2 separate regions of the Homo sapiens genome follow, and region 2 is linked to region 1. Evidence: chromatin loops called from intact Hi-C (ENCODE). Cell type or tissue: B cell. All regions are shown on one strand. Each heading gives the region's core, and the rest is flanking DNA. Links, peaks and the distances in the headings are about the cores only.

What was found. A loop is a pair of places that touch in the nucleus more often than their neighbours do. Peaks named below come from ENCODE experiments on the same cell type or tissue, not always from the same donor. Only the 100,000 strongest peaks of a DNase experiment are listed, where the experiment ranks them.
Region 2: it touches region 1 in a loop (4-fold over the local background); 51 of 110 quality-filtered maps call a loop at or near these places.

What each region holds. Positions count from the first base shown.
Region 1 is chr6:32,862,677-32,876,907 of GRCh38, reverse strand. It overlaps the pseudogene PPP1R2P1. Among named protein-coding and RNA genes, the nearest start is that of PSMB9, 16 kb to the right of the region's middle. In B cell, for the core only: CTCF peaks have their summits at 8,322 and 8,526 (motif pointing right); DNase peaks (open chromatin) are centred at 8,537 and 9,657; H3K4me3 peaks cover 884 bases; H3K27ac peaks cover 3,080 bases.
Region 2 is chr6:32,805,666-32,821,805 of GRCh38, reverse strand. HLA-DOB (major histocompatibility complex, class II, DO beta) reads left to right here and starts at 4,804. Exons shown (of 6, transcript NM_002120.4): 1 at 4,804-4,945; 2 at 6,493-6,762; 3 at 7,205-7,486; 4 at 7,973-8,083; 5 at 8,335-8,366; 6 at 8,555-9,043. The coding sequence starts at 4,855. The coding sequence ends at 8,590. In B cell, for the core only: no CTCF peak of the experiment used is centred there; DNase peaks (open chromatin) are centred at 4,735, 5,635 and 6,610; H3K4me3 peaks cover 3,554 bases; H3K27ac peaks cover 7,036 bases.

The DNA.
Region 1 (14,231 bases), core at 5,246-13,245:
CCAAACAGCGTGCTCGGTAGGATTTTAGGTAGTCAAATGCAGCTGAGAAAAAGTATTTTCAAGTCATAAGTTGCTAATTGATATGCTATGAACTAGTCAAAATAGGAACCATATGATTCATGTTAGATTTTCCTCTAGAGATGGATCTGAATGTTCAGTTCCAGCCAAGGTAGATTTTACTTTCAACTTTTTAATCAATATCACTTTCTGTGCTTAATCTCTTTGGTGTTACCTTGTCCATTTTCATTTGTCTAAAATTCTGCAGGGATGACTACAATTTGGCATAATGGTATAAATGAATTGTTAAGGGTAACTTTAAGTTGAAGATTAAAGCAAGATGCCATTTTCCCCATGTCTTTCATTTTGTTTACATTTTTTCCCTTTAAGTTAGTATACACTACACATACTACAATAAAATATAATAATATGAAAAAAGAATATTTTAGATATTCTAGTCCCTTTGCCTTTCCATGTAAATTTTAGAGTAATCCTACCTATAATTAACAAATCTTGCAAAGATTTTGATTGGAATTGTGTTAAACTTGTATATTGGTTTGGGGAGAATTGACATATTTACTATATTGAATCTTCCAATCCATGAACAGTATTTCTCTCCACATAGATAGAGACTGAATAGATCTTCTTTGATATCGTTCACCAGCATTACATAGTTTTTAGCTTGCAAGTCTTGCATGTTTTGTTAGATTTACACATAAGTGTTTCATGTATTTGAGTAATTGTAAATAATATATTTATATTTTTGGGCCAGGCGCGGTGGCTCACGCCTGTAATCCCAGCACTTTGGGAGGCCAAGGTGGGCGGATCACAAGGTCAGGAGATCGAGACCATCCTGGCTAACACGGTGAAACCCCGTCTCTACTAAAAATACAAAAAATTAGCCGGGCATGGTGGTAGGCGTCTGTAGTCCCAGCTACTCCGGAGGCAGGAGAATGGCGTGAACCCCGGAGGCGGAGCTTGTGGTGAGCCGAGATCGTGCCACTGCACTCCAGCCTGGGCGACAGAGTGAGACTCCGTCTCAAAAAAAAAAAAAAAAAAAGAAAAAAAAAAAATATATATATATGTATCATTTGTTCATTGTGAGTATGTAGAAATACAATTGATACTGGTTTATCCTGTATTCTGTTAATTTGCTGAAATCACATATCTAGAAGTTTTTCTGTAGCTTCCTTGTGATTTTCTACATAGACAATCATGTCACTTACAAATGGGAGCTGTTTATTTCTTACTTCACAATCTGTATGCCTTTAATCTCCTTTTTCATGCCTATTGCACTGTCTAGAACTTCCAACACTGTGAATAAGAGTGGTGAGAGTGGACATTCTTGCCTTGTTCCTGATTTTAGGTAGAAACTATTCAGTCTTTCAGAATCAAGTATGTTCACCATAGGATTTTTGTAGACGATCTTTATCAAGTAAAGAAAGATCTCCTCTACTCCTATATTTCTGAGATTAAAAAAAAATAATGAATGGGTGTTAAAGTGGGTTAAATACTTTTTCTTCATCAATTGATATGAACAAGTAAATTTTCCTCTTCAGCCTATAATATGATGGATTACATTAATTAATTGTGAATATCCAACCAGCTTTGCATCCCTGGGATAACTCTCACGTGGTCATTGTATATAATTCTTTTTATATGTTGGTAAATTCCACTTGCTAATATTTTGTTAAAGATTGCTGCATCATGAGGAATATTAGTCTACAGTTTTCTTTTCTTCCCATTGTCATTGTTTGGTTTTGGTATTGAGGTAATTCTAGCTTTATAAAATAAACTGGGAAATGCTTCCTCTGCTTCTATTTTCTGGAAGAGATTAATTGGTGTTAATTCTTCTTTAAATCTTTGGTAGAATTCTTCATTGAAACTATTTGTTCCTAAATATTTCCTTTTGTGAGTTTTTAAATTATGAATTCAATTTCCTCAATAGGTGTAGACATTTTTGAATTATTTTATATTTAGTGAGTTGTGGCACTTTATATTTTTTGAGAAAATGATCCATTTAATTTAAGTGTCAAATTTATGTGTGTAGAATTGTTCATAGTATTCTTTTGTTATCCTTTTGATGTCTGTAGAATCTTTGATGATATCCCATTTCATTTCTGATGTTGGTAGCTTCTATCTTCTGTCGTCTTTTTTTCTGAGTCTTGCTAGTGGTTTGCCAATTTTATTAATCTTTCAAAGAGCCAGCTCTTTGCTTCATTGATTTTTTTTTGCTTTTGTTTTTCTGTTTTCAGTTTCATTGTTCTGCTTGCTTTTTATTTTGTTATTCTTTTACTAGATTCTTGAGGTGAGAGTTTAGATTATTGGTTTGAGACTTTTCCTCTTTTCCAATGTATGCAGTTAGTGCTTTAAATTTACTTCTCAAATGCAAATCAAAACCACAATGAAATGCCATCTCACGCCAGTCAGAATGGTGATTATTAAAACTCAAGAAACAACAGATGCTGACAAGGTTGTGGAGAAATAGAAATGCTTTTACATTGTTGATGGAATGTAAATTAGTTCAACCATTGTGGAAGACAGTGTGGCAATTCCTCAAAGATCTAGAACCAGAAATACCATTTGACCCAGCAATCCCATTACTGAGTATATACCCAAAGGAATACAAATCATTCTATTATAAAGATACATGCACTTGTATGTTCATTGCAGTACTATTCACAATAGCAAAGACATGGAATCAACCCAACTGCCCATCAATGACAGACTGGATAAGGAAAATGTACATATGCACCATGGAATACTATACAGCCATAAAAAGGAATGAGATCCTGTTATTTGCAGAGACATGGATGAAGCTGGAAGCCATTATCCTCATCAAACTAATGCAGGAACAGAAAACCAAACACCACATGTTCTCACTTATAAGTGGGAGCTGAACAATGAGAACACAAGGACACAGGGAGGGGAAAAACACACACTGGGGTCTGTCTGGGGCGAGGTTGGAGGGAGGGAGAGCATCAGGAAAAATAGCTAATGCATGCTTGTCTTAATACCTAGGTGATGGGTTGATATGTGCAGCAAACCACCATGGCACATGTTTACCTATGTAACAAACCTGCACATCCTGTACATGTATCCTGGAACTTAAATTTACCTCTTATAACTACTATAACTGTATCCCACAAATTCTGATATGGCATATTTTCATTTTTGTTTAGTTGTGTTTATTGTGTGTATTTTTAAAAAATTTCCTTGAGACTTCCTCCTTGACCCATGTATTTCTAAGTGTGTTGTTTTGTCTCCAAATGTTTAGATATTTTCCTGTTGTTGATTTCTGGTTTGGTTCCATTGTGGTAGGAGAACACTTTCTTTATGATTTTATTTAAAAAATTTGTTGGTCTTTTATTGTCTTAGATATGGTCTATCTTGGCATATATTCTGTGGGCACTTAAAAAAATGTTATTCTGGCTGGGTGCAGTGGCTCATGCCTGCAATCCCAGCACTTTGGGAGGCTGAGGTGGGTGGATCACCTGAGGTCAGGAGTTTGAGACCAGCCTGATCAACATGGTGAAACCTCATCTATACAAAAAATAAATAAATAAATAAATAAATAAATAAATAAATAAAAAATTAGCCAGGCATGGTGGTGTGTGCCTGTAATCTCAGCTACTCAGGAGGCTGAGGCAGGAGAATTGCTTGAACCTGGGAGGCAGAGGTTGCAATGAGCCGAGATTGTGCCATTGTACTCCAGTGTGGGCAATAAGAGTGAAACTCCATCTCAAAAAAAAAAAAAAAAAAAGTGTATTCTGCCATGGAATACTATGCAGCCATAAAAATAATGAGATCACGTCTTTTGCAGGGACATGGATGGAGCTGGAGGCCATTATCCTTAGCAAACTATTGCAGGTACAGAAAACCAAATACTGCATGTTCTCATAAGTGGGGGCTAAATGATGGACACATGGACACAAAGAGGAAAAACACATACTGGGGCCTATTGGAGGGTGGAGGTTGGGAGGAGGCAGAGGGTCAGGAAAAATAACTAATGGGTACTAGACTTAATTCCTGGATGATGAAATAATCTGTACAACAAACCTCCATGACACTGTTTACCTATGTAACAGACCTGCACATGTACCCCTGAACTTAAAATAAAAGGAAAAAAAAGAAAAAAGAAAAAGGAAAATCTCGTGGAATCTACTAAAAGCAACGAAAAAGAAAATAATGTATCTTCTGTTGTTGGGTGGTGTGTTCTATAAATGTTGATTAGATCTTATGGTTTGATGTTGTTTATTCTTCTATGTTTTTTCTCAATTTTTGTCTATTTGTTTAATCAATTGTTGAGAGAAAACTATTGAAGTCTTCAACTATCATTGTTGACTTGCCTATTTTCTTTTCAGTTCTATCAGTTTTTGCTTTACATAATTTGCAGCCCTGTTGTTTGGTGCATACATATTTAAGATTGCTATGTCTTTTTGGTAGATTTACCCTTTTATTATTACATAGTGTTCCTATCCATTTCTAGTAATTTTCTTTGTTCTAAGTTTATTTGATATTAATATAGCCTCCCTTTATTATTTTTTGTCTGATATATGTTTTTCTATCCTTTAACTTATAAACCGCCTATATCATTATATTTGAAGTGAGTTTATCATAAACAGCAAATAATTGAGTCTTTTTTTTTTTTTTTTTGAGACGGAGTCTCGCTCTGTTGCCCAGGCTGGAGTGCAGCGGTGTGAAGTGGTGTGATCTCAGCTCACTGCAACCTCCACCTCCCGGGTTCAAGAGATTCTCCTGCTTCAGCCTCCCGAGTAGCTGGGGCTACAGGCTTGTGCCACCACAGCTGGCTAATTTTTGTACCTTTAGTAAAGATGGAGTTTCACCATGTTAGCCAGGATGGTCATCTCCTGACCTTGTGATCCACCTGCCTTGGCCTCCCAAAGTGTTGGGATTACAGGCGTGAGCCACCGCACCTGACAGAGTCATATTTTTAAATCTATTCTGCCAAGCTCTGTCTCTTAAAATTGATGTATTTAGGCGATTTATATTTCCTATAATATTGTTATGTCCAGGCTTAAGTCTGACATTTTATTTTCTGTTTTCTGTTTGTTCTCTCTGTTTTTCATTTCTTTGTTTTCTTTTTCATTGCTTCCTAAATAATTTTAAAATTCCATTTTAATTTATCTATAGCTGTGTGTGTGTATGTGTGTGTACCTCTTTGGATAGCTCTTTTAGTGGTTGTTCTAGGTATTACATTATATTTATGTAACTTATTTATTGTCATTAATTACCAGTCTGAGTGATGTGTAGAAATTTCTTCTCTCTTTGTTTACCCTCCCTCATTTATAATTGCCTGTAATATTTTCTCTATATACATTTATAACCATATGATACAGTATTATACGTTTTTCTTCAATCCTATAATTTAAATAACTCAAGAGAAGAAGTAAAGTCCATTTTTTAACCCATATTTTTTCTTGCCATGTTCTTTCTTCCTTCCTGATGTTCCAACTGTCCTCAATTTAACTTTTTGTTTTTTTAGGGTAGACCTGTTAGTGACAAATTCTGTTAGTTTTCCCTCATCTCTGTATGTCTTAATTTCCCTGGATATTTTTGCTGATATAGTGTTCTAAGTTGATATTTTTTTTTCCTTTCAGCACTGGAAAAAGGTGGTGACCTCCTTCGGGCTTACACAGTTTCTGATGAAAATTTTGCTCTGTCATTTTTTTCACCTGTTAGATGTCATTTATCTCACTGCTTTCAAGATTCTTTTTATCTTTAATTTTTAGTTAATTACTATGATTTTGGTGTGGCTTTCTTTGGGTTTGTCCTATTTGGGGTTCACTCACCTTCTTAAATCACTAGGTTTATGTCTTCTGCCAAATTTGGGAAGTTTTCAACCATATTTATTTGATAATTTTTTTCAGCTTCACTCTCTTTTTCCTCTCATTTTGGGACTCTGAGTACATGAACATTAAATCTTTTGTTATAGCCCCATGGGTCCCTGAGGCTTTGTCCATTTTTTCCAGTGTATTTTCTTTCTTTCTTTTGTTCAGATTAAGTGATTGCTATTGCTGTGTCTTCAAGGTAGCTAATTCTTTCCTCTGTTCTCTCCTTCTGCTGCTGAGCTTATTTACTGGGCTTTTTATTTTGGCTATTGCACTTTTCAGTTCTAAAATTTCCACGTTTTCTTCCGTATATATCCTATTTTTATGCTGAAACATCCTATTTTTTTCTTTTCTGCTCTTTTCTTCTTCTTTCTTTTTTTAAACCACTGAACTGGACATCCTATTTTTTTCATTCTTTTAAGTGTTAATTGCTCATCAAAGCATTTTAATAATGGTGGCTTTAAAATCTTCATCAGGCTTTTCTTTCCGTTTTGGCATCTATTTTATTGTCTTTTAAAAATTCAATTTGAGATATTCCTGGTTCCTGATATGACAAATAATTTCCAATTGAAACTTGGACATTTCAGGCATTATGTTATAAGGCTATTGGTCTTATTTAAACTGTTTTAGCTGGCTTCTTTTAACACCTCTCCAGCAGGTAGGCAGGTGAGCTTCATGACGCCAGGTAGGGGTAGGAGTCCAGGCTTCTCACTCTGCCTTCATTGACACCTCAGATAGGTCCCCATTATTACTGAGTGGGGACAGAAATTCTGGCTCCCTATTAGGTGCCCACTAATACCTCCCTGGTTGGTTGGGAGAGGAGTGCCACTTACTATCCCTCACATGACCTTTATTGACACCAAGATGGGACAGTGGAGTGGAGGAGTGAGTGGTAGGTATCAGGGAGTGGTTGCTGGATTAACTCTGGGTGGTGATGAAAATCCTGACTCTCCATTAGGCATTGTCTGACATCACCCTAGAGGAGAGGGGAAGAGATGCTTCATTACTGTTGGGTGAGGAATGGAAGTCTAGGTTTCCATTGACATTTCAGGGGCTTGGGGAAAGGAGTACATTTTCACCAAGAGGGCATGACCATCCTGACTCCCTATTCACTTTCTCTGACACCATCCTGGTGTGTGTGCATGTGTGTGTTGAAGTGTTGGGTTCCTTATGACAGCCTGGTGAGGGTGAAAGTCTAGGCTCCTCATTTGACCTTAGCTGGTGGGGGTGGAGTCGCAGTTTTTTCTGTGGTGTTTGGCTGGCCCCATTACCCAAGATGGAGTGTAGTGGTGCGATCATAGCTCACTGTAACCTCGAACTCCTGGGCTCAAGTGATCCTCCTGCCTCAGCCTTCAGAGTATCTAGGACTATGACACATCGAACTATGCCTGACTAATTTTATTATTATTATTCATAGAGACAGGGTCTCATTATGTTGCCCAGGGCTGGTCTTGAACTCCTGGCCTCAAGCGATCCTCCTGCCTGGCCTCCTTCCCAAAATTACTTTAAATGATATAATAGCTGACAGCTTGAATAGGTCCTCTTTATTTTGTTGGAGGCAGAGTGTTAGAAGTGACCTAACAAAAAGGATTTGTTTCTTGTCACTAGACTCATTCACTGTGTCAATGAGTGTGTCAGTGGTTTGTGGGAAGCAAACTTAAATGAAAATGTATATTTTTAATTAAATGTTATGAGATGCTTTTTTTAAACTATTGGCTCTTGTGAATTTCAGAAAAATATTGCAAGTCATTTGACTTAGCTACTTAGCTTGCACTCTATGTAAAAATTTTAGAATTTTACCTCTTTGAAAAACTCCTAATATCAATAGTGATATTGTTGTTTTGCAGCCTCAAATGATTTTGTTACTTTGGACTAATTTTCACTGAGCTAGTTAATAAGTGACTTTTTATTGTCTAAAAAATTCTTAAGTGTATCATAGAGAGAAAGATTATTGGGTCACTAAGTGGCTTTCTATATATATACCTTTGTCCATATTTAATTTTTGCAAAACTCAAATTAAGGTGGTAAACTTAGTGTGGATATACATTCATGTATTGTATTGATAAGATTAACTACGTTTTAAAACTAAAGTGGAAAGTTTTAAACAAAATTGTCATTCAACTATATATGTATTTCTGTAAAACACACACGTAATGATGAATTCGAATTAATAAGCAAAAAAGGAGAGGATTTGTAATTTAAAATTGATCTTGGAATATACACTCTACACTTAAGACAGAGAAAAAACTTTTTCTTTCCCTTTAGCATAATCTGCCCAGCTAGCGGTGGTTTCTTATCAGAATGCTCTCACTTAATACCTTGATAACTTTTAGTGCTTTGTGCTGATAGCATCAAGTTTTTAAATTATTTTAAAAACAAACAACAACAAAAAACCATTTGCTTCTGAAACACCTAAAGTTTCTTATAATTGTTACCTTCTTTATGTTTATTTTCAAATGTTTTATTGTCACTCTGGTTATTGAGATATCAAAGTTATAACAATTGCTCACTCTCAGGTACCTATGCACTTAAGTGACCAGTTTCTCTGAAAATTCTTTTTTGTTGTTGCCTTCTTCCAACCTCATACCCTGAATTCAGAATACTAACACTGTCAAGCTATTTTTCACGCCCCCAAATCTTTGTTTTTTCTCACTAGACAGCCACTACCCATTTGGCCACTAGGTGGCGCAAAAGGCTTAATTTTTCACCTTCCTCCGCCTACTGTGAAGGAAGCTAAAAGTAATTAGATGTGTTTGGCATGATTTTTATATTTTAAATTAACGCTGTACTATCAAAAGAACTACCTGTGTCTCAAACCCACAATGTGGTAAAAGCTGACAAATAAAAAACAGTAGCTCAATTTTCTAGATTAATTTTGTCCAGGTTAAAAATATTATTGATATATGTTTTAGTGACCACATAGGTTTCAGTAAGGGTAAAAGGATGCTCTTGTTCGTACTCCAAGTCTGGCATGGTGACTGTCAATACATTCATTTTGAAGAAGATTTTGCTTCTGGGTTTAGCCCTAAAACAGGCCAAATAGAGACGATAAAATGAGTGGAACTGAATTAGAGCATTTCTGAAAAGTTTTATTTGGTTAATTCTGCCCCTTAAGGTCAGAAATTGTGTAGGAAAAGTGTTTCAAAATTATAAATAAGGCAAAATTGTACGTGCTTGATTATTTTATATCACACTTGAACCTTTGCTCATAATTCTGCCTGATCAAAACCAGAGTGTTTCAGGGATTGTAATTTGCCTAAGACGAACCCGGCCAGCCCTGTGCGATTAGAGGTTAATCAGCAGAGAGCTGATAAGGGATGCTGGCTTTCTCTTTTTCTCCGGTAAAGAAGATAACACCAAGGTTATGATTTTATTGCCCTCTAGCACGTTAGCCATTTTGAATCTCTAGCCTAGAAATTATTTCCTCACAGAGAGATACAGCTCTGTTTTTCAAATACTCTTTGGATCAAGGCTCTTGTATTCTTGCTGGTTCCCTCTTTGAGTTTGATAAAACTTTGAAAAGTCTACCAAAGAAATTTCTCTCAGAACTAGACTTTAGAGAGGAAATGCTGGAACTACGGATGAGAGGCACATGTATGTACAGGGTCAGACCACGCAGAGAGCAGGTCTGATGAGCCACACCACTGCTGCTGCCCCATGGCTTCTAGACGCTGCTGTTGGTTCTGTTGTTAGGACCTGGAGGTTGCTGCAGCCACCACTGAAGACACCTCCTAAACCACTTCTGTTTCAGGAACTTCACTTAAAAAAAAAAAAAAAAAAGGAAAAAACCCACCGCTTCCCCAAAAGACAGTTGCTTCTTCTGTCACCTTTGCCAGAGAAATAAATACAGTAAAAGGTGCTCTGCAACCCCCACACCCTGGTTCCTCCTGTGGCCCCTTTGTAACTGAAGTCTTAGGTGGATGAATTTAATTGGTGGAACTTAGGTGCTCTAGCTTCAAAGAAGGCTAGGGGAAGTGAGCTTTCTGGTTTCCACTTTAGGGAGGCAGGACTCAAAAGGTAGGGGAAATTTCACAGTACTCTAAAGGTGTTCAAATCCCATGGGCAGCCAGTAAACATCACAGGTGTGAGGTGCTGGGTGGAGTGGCTGCCGTGAATATGTGTTTTGGTTCATGGACTACATCAGTGGCTCTTAAAGTCCAGTAATTCACAGATTCATGAGAGATAATAAAATGATTATTTTTGTTTTAAGCCATTAAGTTTGGAGTTGGTGTGCTGCCCAGCAATAGATAATGGAAACATACAGTATGTATTTCTGCAAGTCTGGCTTCTTCACTTAATATTGTTTCTATGAGATTCGTCCATGTTGTTACATTTTCAGTAGTTGATGAAGTTTCATTGTTTACATAGTACTGTGTTGCACGAATAGACTACGTTTTGTTTATCCATTTACTGTTGAAGAACCATTTTGTTAAACAATTTGAGAGTAATCTGTGGAAATTATGCCACTTGACCCCTAAATATTTTGTCATGTATAATTTAAGAATAAGGACATTTCTCCTGCAAAACCCTAATACTGTCATCACCCCCAAGATACTTAAAATTGATACCATATTATCAAACACACAATCCATATTAAAAAATCCCCTATTGTCCCAGTAACACCTTATAGTAAATGTCTGTTATTTTAAGCGGGTGTCATTCATTACATGGCAATAGGTAACTAATACGGTGAGTCTGCTTCTTCCAGCAAGGACCCTCAGGGGGTGCGGTGATTCATAGTTCTCACTCAGACTTCTCTGTGTCTGCTCATATGTCCCTATTTCATATCTCAGGGTCCGGTCTATCCCAACCAGGGGTCTTGCCTTATCACAACAGCTGCTGTTGGATGATGCAACAAACATTTCTACAACTTCATAACCTTTATCATAAGCCCCCGGGCTTGACCCTCAGCCATATCTGTGCTGGGTTGCAGGAGAAAAGATAGCCTTTAAAACTGCTATAGAGGCATTTACAGTTTTTCATTCATGTCTTGAGTTTGGATTAAAGGCTTTTAATTTGTCTTTTTTTCCTTTGTATGCTCTTGAGGGCAGTCTGACGCAGCCAGTCTCTGAAGGTTGGCACAAAAGCCTCCATCGAGTCACCCAGCTTTTGCCTGGTACCTATCCTAACCTAAAACCTTGCCACATGTTACCTTGGCGAAAGGCCAGTGCCACACTTCAGTGATGATTCGGCTGTCCTACTTGGTTAGAACCGAGTTCACTTCCTTCCTCAACACTCCTGCCACATTGATCTGGAAGTTTCACCTTGAGCCAAGTGATAGTTAATTTTATGTGTTAACTTGGCTAGGCTATGGTTTCTAGACATTTGAATACCAGTCTAGATATTGCAGTGAAGGTATTTTTTAGATGAGATTTACATTTAAATCAATAGATTTTGGGTAAAGCAGATTACCCTCCATAATGTAAGTGGCCCTTCCAATCAGTTGAAGGTCTTAGGGGCAAAGACTGAGGTCCTCCAAGGAAGAGGGAATTCTGCCTCTGGACCACCTTCAGACTCAAGCCGCAACATCAGCTCTTCCTGGGTCTCCAGCCTACCTGCAGATTTCGACCGTGCCAGCTCCCACAGTAGTATGAGCCAATTACTTAAAATAAATCTCTCTCTGCCAACATCCTATTGGTTCTGCTTCTCTGGAGAATCCCGACTCATACAAGCCACTTTCTATAGAAGGCTGTTTCTTCGAGAAATCCACCCTCTTCTATGTCAACAGAGTTTAGAATCTCCATACTTTATCTCTTCATTTTTGAGAACATAAATTCTGTATTACACATACTTATACTATACTATATATGAAACTTTCATAAACATTGCTGGGCAAAGTTGAATATTGCTGAACCAATTTCCGATGCTTCTGAATAAGTTCAATGGAGTTAAAACATTTTTCTTCTTACATGGTATGTCCAGTGCCCCAGAGCCAGCAGAGTTAAGAACTTGGTAAGGAAGACCAAAGATAATCCATATATTCTAGTTTGTTATATAATATAAAACATGTTTATTAGATTCTAAAAGACATAAAAAGAAAATAATACATGTGTATCAGTGAGAGAGGTGCAAATTAGGAAGAGAACTAAGGATTATTCTTAATTCCTGCCTTCCTTTCTAAATCCCAATCCTCAATTGAACTCTTTAATTATATTTCCTGTTTATTTTATTGAATGGAAAAAATGGAAAATTATCTAACATTTGTCATGGAAATATAGGAGAAATTACTCTCAGAGATATGATGTTATTTAAGTCATTGACATATTGTTAACCTCAGATGCAAATGGTGGAATTAATAATATTCCTCAGTTCATGGTACATAGTCACTGTTGGTCTAGTGCTAGTTTGTAGTTGTATTTGTATTTTTTATTTTTTAGAAATACGGTCTTCCTTTGTCACCCAGGCTGGAGTGCAGTGGTGTGATCACAGCTCACAGTAAGCTCAAACTCCTGGGCTCAAGCAATCTTCCTGCCTTGGCCTCCCAAGTAGGTAGGACTACAGGTGCATGCCACCATGCCAGCTAATTAAAATGTTTTAAATTTATTTTTGGTAAATGGGGTCTTGTTATGTTGCCCATAGGCTTTAGTGCTATGATAAGCTAGTAATTATAGTGAACATTCTTGTCTTGGATACCCAAGGTTTTTCCGTTATGTATACTAGTGGTTACAGATTTTTTGGATTATAACCTTTGCCAAAATAGGAAAGTTTTGATTCCTGCTTCCTTAACTGTTTTTCAAAAATCACAAATGGATATACTTTACCAAATGTCTTTTATTAATAGACTGAGCAAAGGAAATGACTTTTCTATGAATATGGTAAATTATAGCAACAATATGTTTTATTATATTGAACCACCCTAGTATTCCAAGGATTCCCTATTTGATCTTGATGTATCATTATTAGCATAATCATTATTATTATTGTTATTATTATACATATTTTTAGAGACAGGGCCTTGCTCTGTTGCACAGGCCGAAATGCAGTGGTGCAATCATAGCTTACTGCAGCCTCAAACTCCTGGGCTCAAATGATCTTCCTGCCTCAGCCTCCCTAGTAGCTGAGACTACAGGTGCTCACCATCACACCTGGCTAATTTTTTAATTTTTTGTAGAGACAGGATCTCACAGGATCTCAGTATGTTGACAATGCTGGTCTTGAACTCCTGGCCTCAGGCGATCCTCCCACCTCGGCCTCCCAGTATTATTATTTGTAATATTGTTGAATTCGGTTCATAAATAATTATTTTTTTCTCCCATCTGTGTTCAAGGTGAAATGGGTCTATTATTTTTTTTTCCTTGAGTTTTCCACAACTCAATTTGGAGTCAAGATTACACTCGGCTGATAAAATTAGCTAATCAGGTTTAGTTTTTTTCTGTTTTCTGGAAAAAGTATATAATATAGAAGTTTCATGTTCCTTGAATGTTTGATAGAACTCATCTGTGAAACCATCTGGGCATTTTCAAAAATATATTTTTTTATTAGATGCCATTGATAACTTTAAAAATTGCTTTAATACTCATTGGTATAGTCAAGTTTTGTATTTCTTTTTGTGCTAATTTTGATAGATTAAATGTTTCTAGGAATTTGCTTATCTCACCTAGGTTTTCAAATTTATTAGCATATACTTGTTCATAACACTCTATGCTTTATATCTGTGTCATATCTGTAGCTGTTCCCCCTTTTTCATTATGTATTTGTTTATTCATTTTTTCTCCCTTTATCCATAATCGGCCTTGTTGTAACTCTGAATATCTTACAAATATTTTTAAGTAAGCAGCTTTTGGAATCAAAAGTATGTTAATTTTCACTACCTAGTTTTTTGTTCTCTATTTCTGTTTCATTGCTTTCTATTCTTATCTTTATAACTCCTTTTCTTCGTATTTCTTTAGGTTTGCTCAACTTCTCTTTTTCCAAATTTTTGAGTAGAATTTCTAGGTCCTTTATTTTAACTTTTCTTGTTCTAATAAATGTATTTGAAATTATAATATTATTTTATATGTATATTTTATGTGTAACATTTTTAACACCTGGTTCTAAAAGAGTTAATTTTCTTTATAACTGCTGTTTATTTATTTGACACAGGGTCCCACTCTATTGCTGAGGCTGGAGTGCAGTGACGCAATCATGCCTCACTGCAGCCTCCATCTTCTGGACTCCAGCGATGCTCCCATCCACGACTGCCTTTTAAATCCATGTTACTGATAAATATATTTGTTCACTTACAATTTTAAGTATATTTTAGTTATCAAGTTCTAATTTTATTACAGTATGGTTGCAGAATATAGTTTCTTTCTTTCTTTTTCTTTTTTTTTTTTTTTTTTTTTAAGACAGTGTCTTACTCTGTTGCCCAGGCTGGAGGGCAGTGGCACAATCTCAGCTCAC
Region 2 (16,140 bases), core at 999-8,998, 51 kb after region 1:
TATTCTACCTAGAAACTCAGAATATTTTTCATAACTCCTCCAGGGCAGTGTGGATTATGTTGATGTGTTAGGAGGAAGTAGAAGGAAGAAAATGAATTGAGATGTACGTTTTACTTCCATGTCAAAGTCACCAAAATAGCAGTTGAAGGGATATTTGTGTCAGGCAATAGGGAGAATAATAATTTTATGCCACCCTCAAAAAACAACCACACATACACCCAAATTCTCTCACTCCTCAGAGAAAGGGGAAGGAAAGAAAAGAGAGAAGCAAAATATGAGCTTGAGTGAAAAATCACAGAGGAGCCTGTAGCTATTTAGGGAGGGCTGCTGGCTGAAGTCAGGCAGGAAAAAAAGATCAAAACACCCTGCCCTATTTTTCAGGCTCGTTCAAGTAGAAGACAAAAACATAAATACAGGAGAAAGGAAGAAAACCACATCTTTTTCCTCTTGTCTCCCCAGAACTGAACAGTGTCTCTGATAAGCCCAGGCCCTTCTATCGTAGACACTGACACTATGCACAGAAAATGACTCAAAAACGCTTCTAATGGGGGTGAATCTGATGCTTCAGTTTATTTAAGATGTACCAGAGGCCATCTAAGGAGATCCATAGCTTGCTAACTGAAGCTTATTGCTTTCTCTTCTTAGTTCCCATGCCAGGCTCTATGCCATTCCTTGCTTGTCATGTGAGATCACTGATTTCCTTTGGTTAGGTAGGATATGATTTCCTTACAGAGATCTGTCCTGACACCAAACAGCTATGATGAAATTCCTTGGTTATTTTCCCTTTTTGTGTACCTTATCATTACCGGAATGCTAAAGCTGTAGGAATAAAGTTTCCCTGGCTTCCCAAGAAATACAGTGTGACAGAAAAAGTATAGCCTAGGGACTTACTAGTTATGTGAACTTTGGTTCATTCCATCCTTACCTCATCTGTAAAAGGGAGATCATGATAGTATCTACTGCAAAGGGTTTTGTGTGATGATTCTCTCTCTTTCTCTCTCTCTCATACACACACACGCACACATTTATATAATGCTTAGAAAATGAACTCATAATAAGCAATTGACAAACATTAGCTATTATTATGTAGGCAAGTCAGATTTTAGAGTTTGTGAGCCTTAGACACATTTACAGAGAAGAAAGAGCAGCCCTCCTAACTTTCTGGTCCAGCGCCATATCCTCCACTTCCTCCCCATCCCCACATCCCTTGCCATTTATCAACCCCCTCTCTCCTCTAAATCTAAATACAGGCCCCCGTTTGATCCATATTGTCTAGGCCCTTCCTCTCCTCTCCACATGGCCCTTCCTTCAGCTCTGAGGGAAGCTGCAGAAGCCAGCCATGGTGCTGTCTACAAAGAAGGGGACACACGCCTCTTCCACCCGCTCATGCTGTTACTGCATCTGATCATCTCCGTGCCGTGTCCTTGTTCACTTAGCCTGTGTTGAGTGTTTGTCTCCATTTCCAAATGCAATAAAACATCTGGGAAAGACTAAGGTAGGTGTGGGCAGGAAGAAGGGAGGAAGTTAGACCCAGTGGCTTGAGTGCCCTCTGATGCCTCCTTATCCTCGGCTCCACACAAGCCCTCGCCAGTGTGAGCTCCACAGCCATCCACCTGGAGGAGGAGTACTCAAAACCAGGGTCAAATGCCTTGTACTCGGGGGTCTACCAGTAAGCCTGTGGCCAGCCTTCCACTTCATGAATCGTCACATTTACATGAGAGATGTGGAGGGAGAGGGGTCAGCCTCCTAGCTCCTGTCCTGTAGCAGTTAAGTCAAGTCAGGCCAGGCTGTGGTAACCAAGCCAGTACCTTCTTTAAAGAACAGTTGTTTCTCATTCATACAGAGTGTGTTGTAGGTGTGAGTGATTCCCTGGGGCAGCTGCTCTTCATGGTGACTCAGCTAATTAGACTGCTTTTCTACTGGGATTGTGCCATCTCAACACAAGGCTGTCTTGGTTGACTTGGTAGGGGAGGAGGAGAAGAGTCATGCACGAGGAGTTAAATTCTTTGACCAGGAACCTTTTGTTCACTTTCCATTGGTGAGAACGAGTCACACAGCTCCAGGAGAGTAGGAAGTCTAGTTTCTCGTTTTCCATGGGCCTAGGAATTAGAGGATGAACACTAGCGATGTCTTCCACGTCTTGCTCTCTTTTTCTTTACCTGTTATAATCTCCCATGGAGAAGAAATTATTTTTCTGATTGGTCTGATCCAGGCCTCTAACCAAGGGCATTTACTAAGGGTCATAGAACAGTAAAAGGTTGCACAATTGCATCTCACCTCTCTTTTCTGAATCCTGCTTAATTAAAACTTTAAAAACTCACTTACAGACCACTTCTTGCTCTTCTTAGTTATCAAATATATTTTCTTCCAACTCCTTTTTGACAGATCTTGCCTTGTTCTCAGCTGACTCCCTTGCAACCATCTAAATGGAACTTCCTCATTCCCCTTTATCCCCTGCTAATCGTCCTGTCTTTATTCTTTTATCTGAAGAAGTGTACCCTTCTTCCCCCAAGCCTTATGCTCTCTGTCTTAGTCCATTTGTGTTAGTGTAACAAGATACACGAGATAGGGTAATTTATGAAGAACAGAAATTTATTTCTCACAGTTCTGGAAGCTAGAAGTTCAAGGTCATGGCCCTGGAAGATTTGATGCCTTGGCCATCGACCTGAAAAAAGTCACTGAAGTGAACTTGTGGTTACCATGATACCCTGGGTTCATTCTTAACATGCACAGTATAGGCAAATCAGGGGCACATTTCATGCTGAAAGATGATGTGAAATGATGAGTAAACATTGCCCTTTAAATAATAATAACATAGATGGTGAATTACAATTTGCACTTTTGGTTTTATTTGCTTAAAGATAGTGTTTTACTGTCTAGGTTTTACTGAAAGAATACTTAACTAAACACTTGAGTCAAATCATTCCAGTGTAACAGTCCTCACAAGGAGGAAGGCAGAAGGGCAAAAGTGCCAAGCTATTGCCTCCAGCCCTTCTATTTTTATTGATTGACTGATTGATTGATTGAGACAGGGCCTCGTTCTGTTACCCATGCTGGAGTACAGTGGTGCATTCATGGTTCACTGCAACTTTGAACTTCTGGGCTCAAGTAGTCTTCCCACCTCAGCCTCCAAAGTAACTAAGACCACAGGTGCATGCCACCATGTTTATTTCTTTAATTTTTTAAATTTTATTTGGACATGGGGGTCTCACTATGTTTTCCAGGCAGGTCTCTAACTCCTAGCCTCAAGCAATCTTCCTCCTCAGCCTCCCAAAGTGCTGGGATTACAGGCATGAGCCATCATCCCTGCTCTCTCTAGCCCTTTTTAAAGTCTCTAATCCCATTCAGGAGGCCTCTGCATTCATGACTTAATCACCTCCTAAAGGGCCCACCTTTTGATACTATCACATTGGTGATTAAATTGCAACACTTGAATTTTGAGTGACATTCAGACCACAGCATTTTGGAGAAAATGTCCCCTTTCTTCTCTTTTTTCTCTTCAGTTTCTCCTTTCTACAGATACCTTGCACTTCACTTGCAACCTTGTTGAAGTCTCTCCTGTCTTAAAAGTTTCTTTTCCCAAAACACCAGAACTCATTCCTTCTGTCTAACTGTAACTTTGTACTTGTTACCAACCTCTACCCATTTCTACCCCTGACTCCCCAGCCTCTGGTAACTCCTAACGTACTCTTTACTTCGATGAGGTCAACTTTTTTAGATTCCACATATGAGTGAAATCACGTAATATAGTCCTTCTGTTCTTGGCTTATTTCACTTAACATAGAGCCCTCCAGGTTCACCCATGTTGTTGAAAATGACAGGATTTCATGCTTTTTTATGGCGGAATAGTATTCCATCATGTATATATATCACATACTAATTACCCTGATTTGATCAATACACAATGTATAGGTGTGTTGGAACATCATGCTGTACCCCATAAATATGTACAATTATTACGTGTCAATTTAAAAAACCCAAGAAAAGTATTTTTTCTTAGTGTTGTTTTTTTCTAAAGTGTATCCCATTTTTTCCTTTGTTTTCACTTTCAAAATTCTTGAAAGACTGTTTTAATCTGCGGCCTTTGTTTTCTTGTTTCCAATTCATTCTTTTGAAATATGGCTTCTACCTTTAACACTCTGCTGTCCTCTTGAAGGTTATTGGTGCCCTACTAACCATAAAACACAATAATGCTCTCTTAGATTGTATCCTGGTGAGCCTTTTTGCAAAATTTTATTCTTTGAGAATTCTCTTTCCATGTTTTCTTTTCTTTTCTTTTTTTGTGGTCATTTTGGCTTATAGGAAATCGTACTCTCCAAATGTTCTCTATGTCTTCTATTTCTTCTCTGATAATCCCTTTACTAAATCTTCTTGAGGCATATGCTTCAGAATGCTTAATTTACATACTCTTAATTCCTTCTTAATTTACACACTGCCTGTCGGCAATGTCAACACCCAATAAGAAGGGAGACCTATTGGTCAGAACAGGCCAGGGAATAGAAGAATACATAATAAACAGTCTGCCTAGTTCTTCTAGGGCCCCATAATATGTCAAACATATATTTTTACTTCTTCTCCCAGCCCATTTTTAGTATACCTAAATTACTGTCAGTGATTCTGCAGGCAAACAATGGTTGAGTTGTATGACACAACTTTGTGAAAGTATCCTACCCAGTACCTGATGATGCAAAACTCTTCTATCTTGATTGGTTGTCAATCTGAGGAGTTTCCAATCCTGGGGAAGCCAGAAAAACAGCGATTTATACTCTTAATGGGTACTTTCTGACTGAATTTTATGAGCTCATTCTGAAGAGGCTGACGATTTTACTATCTCATTTTTTTCCTTTCTCCAGAATGGGTTCTGGGTGGGTCCCCTGGGTGGTGGCTCTGCTAGTGAATCTGACCCGACTGGATTCCTCCATGACTCAAGGCACAGACTCTCCAGGTAAGAACAGAGCAATTGTTTTTTTCCAGTGTGTATGCAAGAATTGGCATGGGGGAGTGATGCCTTTCTTTGTAAGTCCAGGCCACAGACCAGACTGGAAGTGGCTTTTGGTTTCAAAGAACAGTGTTCTTCCCTTTGGCAGAAAGGTACGCCTTGCCTCTTTACATGGGATGGACTTCATATACCAGAGCCACCTATTCAAGGGGTAGGGAGGCAGGAAGAGGGAAACATTGTGTCTTGTTTAGGATCCTTATTGTGTGTATCAACCTCAGTCAGTGCCTGGGCGTGTTGAAGGCCTTGGCTTGGGTTCGAGCCTGCTGGGAGAAACAACCTGCAGTAGGCTGGGTCACAGAGGCAATCTGTGATTTTTTGGTCAGGACACGGAAACAAATCTCAGTTGGGGTATATGTGGACAAATGAAACTGGAAACAAAGGTTGCTCCTTCTGTCATTTATTAAGCCACTATTATATTGTCAGAATTGTACTAAACAGTTTTGAGAAGTAAGAGAAGTTGAATAGAATACATTGTCCTTGTCCTCCGGCTACCAGGTACAAGTTACTTGTCACTGTTATTTTTCTAGCACAGGTGACAGAATATGCAGCCATGAAGCAATGTGAGATGAAAGCACATATTAATGAGCAGAAACAGGATGTAATGTGCTAAGAACAGAATCCCCTTTGCATGTTAGTTTCATTAAATACAAAAGAGGAACAAACCTGGCCAGGAGAGATCATTATTCTCAGAGAATAGAAACCGCCCTGAGTTTATAATGTCCATTAAACAATACAACTGAAAAAAAAATCAGCACAGATGTTAAATGATGATGAAAAATTCAGATTTCCCCCCTGGTTTAGACTACTAGAGGAAATAGAGAAGAGTATACATGCTGAGAAATTACAGGCTGGAACTTCATCTGAAATTAGCTACTGAGTGAGGGATAAGTGGGGTTCACCCAGGAAGGTCATTCTTATGGCTCAGTTCAGAGTTGGAGGAGGCTTCTGAACTTAGAAAGGAAAGTAAATTACAACCCAACATTAATAGCAATTATCTTTCAAGTCTTGACTTAGATGCAATGTCTTCAGGACGTCCTTCCTGACTTACCTACATTATTAACTCCATTTGAATTTCCTTTTTATTGTAGTTGTTGTTCTTAAGTGCATAGGATTGGTTTAATTTTACCCAATGAGTTCACAGCACATTGTAATTATTGGCAGTAGTGCAAGACTCTCTCGTCTCTTCTCTTGCCTCCGTTCTCATTCTCTCCCCTCCCTAGAGAATCCATTCTAAACGTGTCTGGTAAGTCTCTAAGTATGAGAGTGGCTTTTAGAAATATGTAGCATTATTGCTCTTTATGTGTTTTTAAAATTTAATAAATGTCATTCTCTGTTGAATCCCATTCTGTTTCTTTTCTCACTTGACACTGTGCTTTTTGAGCATACTGAGGTCAAAGGCCTCCTCTTAGATCCATGTGGTCTGACGTAATTTACCAGGCATGGGTTTTCCCAGAGGAGGGGGCTGGTTCATGGTTTTGGTTTTGGTTTTCCAGAAGATTTTGTGATTCAGGCAAAGGCTGACTGTTACTTCACCAACGGGACAGAAAAGGTGCAGTTTGTGGTCAGATTCATCTTTAACTTGGAGGAGTATGTACGTTTCGACAGTGATGTGGGGATGTTTGTGGCATTGACCAAGCTGGGGCAGCCAGATGCTGAGCAGTGGAACAGCCGGCTGGATCTCTTGGAGAGGAGCAGACAGGCCGTGGATGGGGTCTGTAGACACAACTACAGGCTGGGCGCACCCTTCACTGTGGGGAGAAAAGGTGAGCTGGAAGCTGAGGTCTGGCGGGGCTCAGGAATGTCCCCCATGTGAACCTGGCCATGGCTCTTCTTTCTTACAAGCAATTTTCTGCTTTAGGATAAATGGTTGTCTGTGTAGATGTTCTGGCCCCAGCTGTGATATATTATCCTCACAAGTCAGCCACTGTGATCTTGGTCTCAGACCCCCAAGGTTCTCAGGGACTTCGAGGGCTATTGTGCCCTCAAAGAGAAGCAGTAATTGTGGGAGTACCTCAGAAAGTCTAAATCCTCCTGACAGGCATTGACATACCCTGTTACTGATCTTGGGGGCTGAGACTTGCCTATACTTTGTGTTCACTTGGGTGATCTGGGAAAGAGATTAGACATAGTGATAGTCCCTAAAGAATCTCCTGTCCCAGCTTGGTGGTTTTCTTTCACGGTGTCTCATTTTTCCTCCCTTCCTAGTGCAACCAGAGGTGACAGTGTACCCAGAGAGGACCCCACTCCTGCACCAGCATAATCTGCTGCACTGCTCTGTGACAGGCTTCTATCCAGGGGATATCAAGATCAAGTGGTTCCTGAATGGGCAGGAGGAGAGAGCTGGGGTCATGTCCACTGGCCCTATCAGGAATGGAGACTGGACCTTTCAGACTGTGGTGATGCTAGAAATGACTCCTGAACTTGGACATGTCTACACCTGCCTTGTCGATCACTCCAGCCTGCTGAGCCCTGTTTCTGTGGAGTGGAGTGAGAATTAGTTTCTAGTACTCTCTGGGCCTGACTCAGGACTATACTGACTCAATACAGAGCCTGTGTCACTTCTGCGTTTATCTTGGTCACAACATGAATTATTCTTTCCCTTGATCTGGGACAGTCACAGAAACCAGAGTCCTTGGGTTAGGGTGGGAGAAAACATGGCAGATATCTATCCTCATATCTTCCAAGAAATGAGGAGATCTAATCACCTCATTATGTGCTTCCAACCCTATGAACTGGTGTCCTCTAATTCTTTGGTCTTAGTATTTAGGAGGCATTCTTATGGGCTGTGAGAATCTGTAACCGATGGGGGGTAACTCCATGGGTGCCAACTTTGGTTTCGAAGAACCTTTTCTAAATTTATTTATTTTTCTCTAGCTAGCATTGGATTTGGTGTCTAGTACAGATTCTGGGATTCCAAGAAAGTGCTTTAAATATTGGGATATTTTTACTAATTTAAAGACCTGTTTCCCATAGGAGCTCAGTCTGAATATTCTTGGAGAAAGATGCTGAGTGGCATTGCAGCCTTCCTACTTGGGCTAATCTTCCTTCTGGTGGGAATCGTCATCCAGCTAAGGGCTCAGAAAGGTAATGAGCCTGTGAGGAGTGCCCTGCCACCTGTCCCAGACCTTCCCCACTCCCACCTTCCCTAACGTCAATGATCTGAGGCAAGGAAAGCTGATTGTGCCTCTCAGGGATCACCGGGATAATTTTTTTCTGAAGCTAGAAATGGGATAAGCAGAGAGAGTGCTGACCTTGCCAGCCATTTGTTCTTCCCTCGGGATAATCATATTGGGTCCTAATTGGGGCAATCCATTCTTTTCTCGATTTCTTTCCAGGATATGTGAGGACGCAGATGTCTGGTAATGAGGTAATGTCTCTTTTTCCTTGTCTTTGAGTGGCAGATCATTCTCCCGGTTCTTTGGCCAGAGGGAGATGACATGGGGGTAGGGAGGAGTAAGGTTGCTGCTGTCTGGATGGGACTGTCCCCTGAGTCTCTGGAACGGCTGTGGGGGGTGGTGAGGCTGCCTCCTGAGACCTTCATCACTGTGCCTCCAGGTCTCAAGAGCTGTTCTGCTCCCTCAGTCATGCTAAGGTCCTCACTGAAGCTTCTCTCTCTGGAGCCTGAAGTAGTGATGAGTAGTCTGGGCCCTGGGTGAGGTAAAGGACATTCATGAGGTCAATGTTCTGGGAATAACTCTCTTCCCTGATCCTTGGAGGAGCCCGAACTGATTCTGGAGCTCTGTGTTCTGAGATCATGCATCTCCCACCCATCTGCCCTTCTCCCTTCTACGTGTACATCATTAATCCCCATTGCCAAGGGCATTGTCCAGAAACTCCCCTGAGACCTTACTCCTTCCAGCCCCAAATCATTTACTTTTCTGTGGTCCAGCCCTACTCCTATAAGTCATGATCTCCAAAGCTTTCTGTCTTCCAACTGCAGTCTCCACAGTCTTCAGAAGACAAATGCTCAGGTAGTCACTGTTTCCTTTTCACTGTTTTTAAAAACCTTTTATTGTCAAATAAAATGGAGATACAAAAAATGTACATTTTAGTGAATTATTTAAGAAAAACCCCTGTAATCAAGTCAAGGAACAGGACTTTGCCAGCTCCAGCGGAAGTCTCTGTACGTCAGGCCAATCAAAGCCTCTCCTTCCCCTCGAAAGTGACCATATCCTGATTTTATTGTAACCTCTTTCATGTCTTTGTAGTCTAGTCCCCCAGGTATGTGTTCCTGGACGCCACAGCTTAGTTGTCTTTTACGTCTCTCATACTTCACTGGTTTCTCCCCCATCAGCCTTTTTTTCCCCCTTATGATTAATCTGTTGAAAAGCTCAATCCATTTGACCTGTAGAGTTTCCCACACTCTGGATTTTGCTGGCTGCGTACACATGGTGCAGTGTAACACATCCTCTGCCTTCTGTGCCTCCCGCAAATTGGCATCTGGATGCAGAGGCTGGATCAGACTCTGGTTCAATCTTTTCCTTTGGAAAATCTATACGTGGTGTTGTGGCCTTTCACCATGAGAGACATAATTTCCAGCTGTTTCTTTTTGTGATGTTAGCAACCATTGATACTAATTGCTTAGGTCTGTTAATTTATTGGGGATTGCTAAATGGTGGTATTCTGTCATTTTTTCTTCATTTATATGCTTTATTAATGCTACAAAGAGACAGTTCCCTTCATTTACTAGTGAAGAGACACTTCCCTCCACTTACTAGTGGGCTACTTAGTGGTACAGTGGAAAGGCAGGATCAGTGTTTGACTCTCCTTTTATTTACCAGTTTTCAAGTTAGCAAATTGGTTTCCTACTATTAATAAAACCTACAGATGGCCAATCAGGTTTTACTTTTCATTCTTTAAATAATTATAAACAGAAGGATTTAAATGTTTGATAGGTTTTACTCTATTGCAATTTTTATGCTTGTTAAAGCTTATATCCTACATTTTTGGTGAGTGAAAACTTCTTCAAGTGGCTAAAAATGAAACTGAGTTCTTTTGACGCAAATTTCTTTTGATAATTTCTTTGTTATCTGGGATGACAACATGTTTCTGGTTCATCTTGTTCATTTCTTGGCCAGACCTGGAGGTAGCCATTTTTCCAGAAATCCCTGGTTTAGTTTAGTGGGAAATGACATTTAAGACTATAATCCAGCGTTAGGGTGTTTTGTCCCACTGAACCCGCTGCTGGAGTCACCTCAAAAGTGGCGTCAAGGGAGTTACCACAAGGAAGTTCCTGAAACCATTCTGAGATGGTGTGGGTTAGGATTCAAAGAAAGAAGCACTAAATGCCAGGGTGATCAGTCCAAAACATTTGTTTAGGGAATTTACCTACAGAGGGCTTCAGGAGTCCTTGCAGACAGCAAGAGAAAAGGGATGTTCTGCCTAGGTATGTCTGCAGCGAGGGGGTCAGGGTATGGAGCTTATATGAAGGTTTAAGGAACCTGGCTCAGGGCTGGGACAAAGTTTCAGTGTTTAGAGAAACAACCTAGATACGTTTATCAGTGCCTGGGAGTGTTCAAGGCCTTGGCTTGGGTTCGAGCCTGCTGGGAAAAACCTGCAGCTGGCTGGGTCACAGAGGCATTCTGTGATTTTTCGGTCAGGACATGGAAAGAAAGCAGGGAGAGGGGCAGTGGGGGAGCCTAAATAGATAGGAATGGTCATTGTGTCCAGCCTGTTCAATGGCAATAAAACATTTATACATGTATACATTTAAAAAAATCAGTCATCCAGGCACGGTGGCTCACGCCTGTAATCCCAGCACTTTGAGAGGCCGAGGCGGGCGAATCACGAGGTCAAGAGATTGAGACCATCCTGGGCAACACGGTGAAACCCCGTCTCTACTAAAAATACAAAAATTAGCTGGGTGTGGTGGCACGCGCCTGTAGTCCCAGCTACTCGGGAGGCTGAGGCAAGAGAAGCGCTTGAACTTGGGAGGTGGAGGTTACAGTGAGCCAAGATTGTACCACTGCACTGCGGCCTGGTGACAGAGCAATACTCCATCTTAAAAAAAAATCAGTCTTCTCTATATTACTTCTGCATCTCCTTTCTTTTATACCAAGAACTCTGGTTTTCAAGGACACAGGGACAGACACAATTAGAATGTCCATACTTATTTGCTTTTCCTGAGTTAACATAGACAGCAGTCTAAGGATAATAACACTCATACACAACCACCAAAATGGCTACTGAAAACGGTTGAAATTCTTTTTACCTACATTCTCCCTATTACCTGTGTTCTCCCTTTTTACCTATGTTCTCCCCCGCTTTCTAGTTGAACTATGTCTATATTAGTTGATCCTGTACCATTGCATAGACTACTTGCTCCCTTGTTAGTCTTAGTTCTGTGAGTAGAGATATGTTTAATGCTCACCATCATTCCTTATGTTGATATCCCTGTCATGTGGTGGTTTTCAAGGTGTGGTCCATGGATTCCTGGGGGTCCCTGGGACCCTTCAAGGGGCCTATGAAGTCAAGCTATTTTTGTACTAATACTAAGATGTTATTTGCCTTTTTCACTGTATTATTTACATATTGGTACAGAAATCTATGGTGGTCACGTGAAACTGTTAGTGCCTGAGCACAAATCAAGGTGGTGACACCAAGCTGTACAGGTAGGTCATGTTCTTCACTGCCATAAGCTTACAGTAAAAAAAAAAAAAAAAAAAAAAGCAAAAGCCAGTGACCTTGATGAAGCAATAAAATCATTAGTTTACTAAATTTTAAACCTCAAGCACACATCTGTTTAATAGTCAGTGTAAGAACATAGGCAGCATTTCTGGTGCATACTGATGGAAAGGCAGTTGTCCTGTGGAAAAGCCATTATGTAATTGCATGAGTTGTGAGTGAAGTTAAACATTTTTTTTTTAGTGGGTCATCATTTTCCTTGAAAGAATGACTGAAAGGCACACTGTGATTATTCAGACTTGGGTATTTGGTAGAAATTTTCTCAAAAATAAACAAAATGAGCCTATCCCATCAAAGAAAATAATATTGACAGTGGAAATTGGAATTTCAAGAGAAAATTAAAATTTTGGAAAACTTACGTGTGCCACAGCTTCTCACTACTTAAAGATGTTTCTGATGAGATTGGTGGTGATATTAACAAATATGGCTTAAAAAATATTGTTTAATAAAATATGTCAACATTTTAAAAATCTGCGTAAACCCATGAATCAATAATTTACAAATAATCAATGCATGATATTGCAAAGTCATGCATAAAGATCCATTTAAAGATAGACTAGTGAATTTTAACACAACAGAATATGAAAAGTTAATATATAAGGTTTCAGATTCCACACTGCAACTAACCTTTAAGAATCTGCCATTTCTTGAGTTTTGGTGTCTTATCAAGGAAGAACAGTTACGATAGCTGAAATGGTTATGGAAACTTTCCTTCTTTTCCCAACTGTGTATAAGAGTGAGGCCAGATTTTCCTCTTGTGCTTTAGCCAAAACAACATATTGTTACAGCTTGAATGTAGAAGAATATATAACCAAGCTAGCTTTATTAAGCCAGACATTAAAGAGATTTTTACAAATGTAAAATAATTCCTTTTTTTTCACTATTTTTTTGTGCTGGAGAAGACAGCTATTTTCCATAAAAGTGTGTTGTTTATGTTAACATGTAATGGGTTTGTTATTGTTATTTAATAACAAATAAATTAATATAAATGTCACTTTACATAACCCATGTAAACTAAAGCTTCTTGGTGTTCTCAACAATTTTATGAATAAAAAGGGATCCTGATATCAAAAGAATTATAAGCTACTGATGTAGTCATCATGATTGTTTGAAACTATTTCTCCTAGGTGCCTCAGGAAGACTTAGGAAAGTGTCTTAGTTTGTATGAGCTGCTATAACCAACTACCAGAGACTGGATGGCTTAAAAACAGCAGAAATGTATTTTTCACAGTTCTGGAGGCTGGAGGTCTGAGATCAGTGTGTCAGCCTGGTAGGGTTCTGGTGAAGGCCTGCTGGCAGCATCTTCTCACTAAGACCTCATGTGGCAGAAGGAAAGGGAGCTATCTGGAATCTCCCTTATAAGGGCCCTAATGCCATTCATAAGGGCTGCACCCTCATGACCTAATCACCTTCCAAAGGCGTCACCTCCTGGTACTGTCACCTTGGGCGTTACGATTTCATCATATGAATTTTGGGACGGCATATACAGTCCACACCAGGAAGTTCTTGCACTTCATAGTCGAAAGTCAGTTTTGTGGCTATAAAAATCTTGGTTCCATTTTCCGCTCTTGAGTATCTTAAAAAGTTACTACATTTTCACATAACTGCTATCAAAAAGTCTGATGATAATCTAATTATTAATAAGTCATTGCTACTTTTGCTGAGTATCCAGATGGTATTTTCTTTTTCTTTAGTATCCACAAGTTTTATTGGAATGTATCTTGGTTGGGGGGAGGGCAAGATCGCTGACTAGATGCAGCCAGGTGAAACAGTTCTCAATGAGGAACCCAGATGACTGGCGTGCTCCTAACAGATGTTCAGACAGAAGGCACCTAGAGTGGACAGAGGGAAGACACAGAAGCTGGACTGAAGTGGGAGAAAGCTGGGAGCCCTACATGGGGCTACAGCACATCCAGACTCATTCCTGTCCTCCAATGGCTCCAGGAAAATGGGTGAGTTGAACTGGCAAGGAACAACCCACTGTCACTATGACCTCTGCAACCATGGCAGGAGGAGACCCATTGACCACCATGGACACTTGAGTTGGCAGGAAGAGCTGCTTAGAGAAGCCGTAGGGGTGGCAAGCCAGCGGGTGTGGAGCCTAGAGGATTCAGTGCAGGAGCATCTGCAGTGGAGCATGGCCAGGGATGGCCATTTCCCTAGGCTCAACTTACTCCCATAGGAGACATTAGCCCTAGGGAAACTGTTGGTCCTGAAATCTGTAGGGTGGTCTTGCCCATCAGATGAGTCTGGTTCTACCTGAGCAACCGTTGGTCTTCTGGCCTCTCCTGGGGCCCTGGCCTGGCCACATCTGCTTGCAAAGCAGCCTCAGGTGCTCTGTGGGCCTGCACCATAGCTTCTACACTGGCAGACCATGACTGACCAGTAAGTGGAGAGCTCCAACGAGGAGGCCCCTATGACCAGGCACCAGCCTGCATGCTCCCTCCCCACACTGCAGCTTCCTCTGGGCCCACAGCAACTCCCCACATCATTTTGCTGGTACATGTCTGCTGGGTGGGTTTTGTTTTCCTTGCCTCACCAGCATATAGGAGTGTAATTCACCCCCCACCAATTCCCTCCTGACAGCCATTGCAGACAGAGCCTTGGTGGGCACAGAGCCAGCCAGCCCCACTCCCTCCATCATCCCACCCTGTGCTAACACTGTGCAGAGAACAGCTGATCCTCCCCCACCCTGAGTGACCACTCCTGCACAGAAAAGGCACGCAGACCTGCACCTGCCAATGCCTTGCCCCTAAGCCAACACCACTTCCTGTGTGACCACACACACAGTTGCCAGCAGGGGACCCCCTTCCTTTCCTGCAGTTGCATTGCCTCTGCCACTGTGGTGGATGCCTGCAGGGAGGTGGGCACCCCGGCACCTGCTAGTACTCTGCTGCAGCTTCAACTACCACTGCTGCTGGTACACTCAAACAAGGACAGATCCTCCTGTCACTGTACTATGAAACACTTTGGCTGACACCACTCATTGGAGTGTAGTGACCAGTGGTCTGGGAGCACTTCGGACTGCACCACTCCTGCCACCTCCCCCACCCCCCGCCCATCACAGCGGATTCCTAATTCTGAGGAAACAGAGAACAAAGTCAGGGCCCCGTACAAGTCCCAAAGAATTACAGCATGCAGTCCAGGAGTTGGGAGTGGAATACTGGCCAAATAAAATTGTCCAGAAATGAAGTCAGTTGGCTGAATCCACCTTATACCACAATCAAACCCTCAAAGTCATCAAATAGGATAAATAGGATAAATAAAAAAGGTTGGATGATCTTTGCTGTCCAAAGGTCAGCAGTCTCAAAGATTAAAGGAAAATAAGCCCACAAAGATGAGAAAGAATCAGGCAAGAACCTTGACAACTCAAAAAGCCAGAGTGTCTTCTGTTCTCCAAACGACCACATCACCTCTCGAGCAAGGATTCTGAACTGGGCTGAGATGGCTGAAATGACAGATATGTAATTCAGAATAAGGATAGAAATGAAGATCATTGAGCTACAGAAGTACATTGAAACCCAATCCAAGGTAGCTAAAAATTATGATAAAACAATGCAGGAGCTGATAGATAAAATAGCCAGTATAGATAAGGACATAACCAATTTGATAGAGCTGAAAAACACACTATAAGAATTTCATAATGCAATCACAACTATTAATAGCAGAACTGACCCAGTGGAAAAAAGAATCTCCACACTTCAAGACTGGCTTTCTGAAATAAGATAGTCAGACAAGAATAGAGAAAAAAGAATGAAAAGGAAGGAACAAAACTTCTGAAAAATATGAGATTATGTAAACAGACCAAATCTATGACTCATTGGTGTTCCTGAGAGAGATGGGGAGAATGAAACCAACTTGGAAAACATATTTCAGGGTATCATCCATGAGAATCTCCCCAACCTAGCTGGAGAGGCCAACATTAAAATACAGGAAATGCAGAGAACCCCAGTAAGATACTTCACAAGAAGATCATTCCAAAGGCACATAATTATCAGATTCTCCAAGGTTGAAATGAAAGAAAAACAGTTGGCAGCTAGAGAGAAAGGCCAGGTCACCTACAATGAAAAGTCCATCAGACTAACAGTGGACCTGTCAGAAGAATCTCTACAAGCCAGAAGAGACTGGGGCCAACATTTATTATTCTTAAAGAAAATAATTTCAACCCAGAATTTCATATCTGGCCAAACTAATCTTCAAAAGTGAAGGAGAAATAAGAACCTTTTCAGAGAAGGAAATGCTGAGGGAATTTCATTACCACTAGACTTGTCTTACAAGAGCTCCTGAAGGAAGCACTAAATATGGAAAGGAAAGACTTACTAGCCACTACAAAAACACACTGAAGTACACAGACCAGTGACACTATAAAGCAACCACATAAACAAGTCTGCAAAATAACCAGCTAACATCATGATGACAGGATGAAATCCACACATATCAATACTAATCTTAAATGT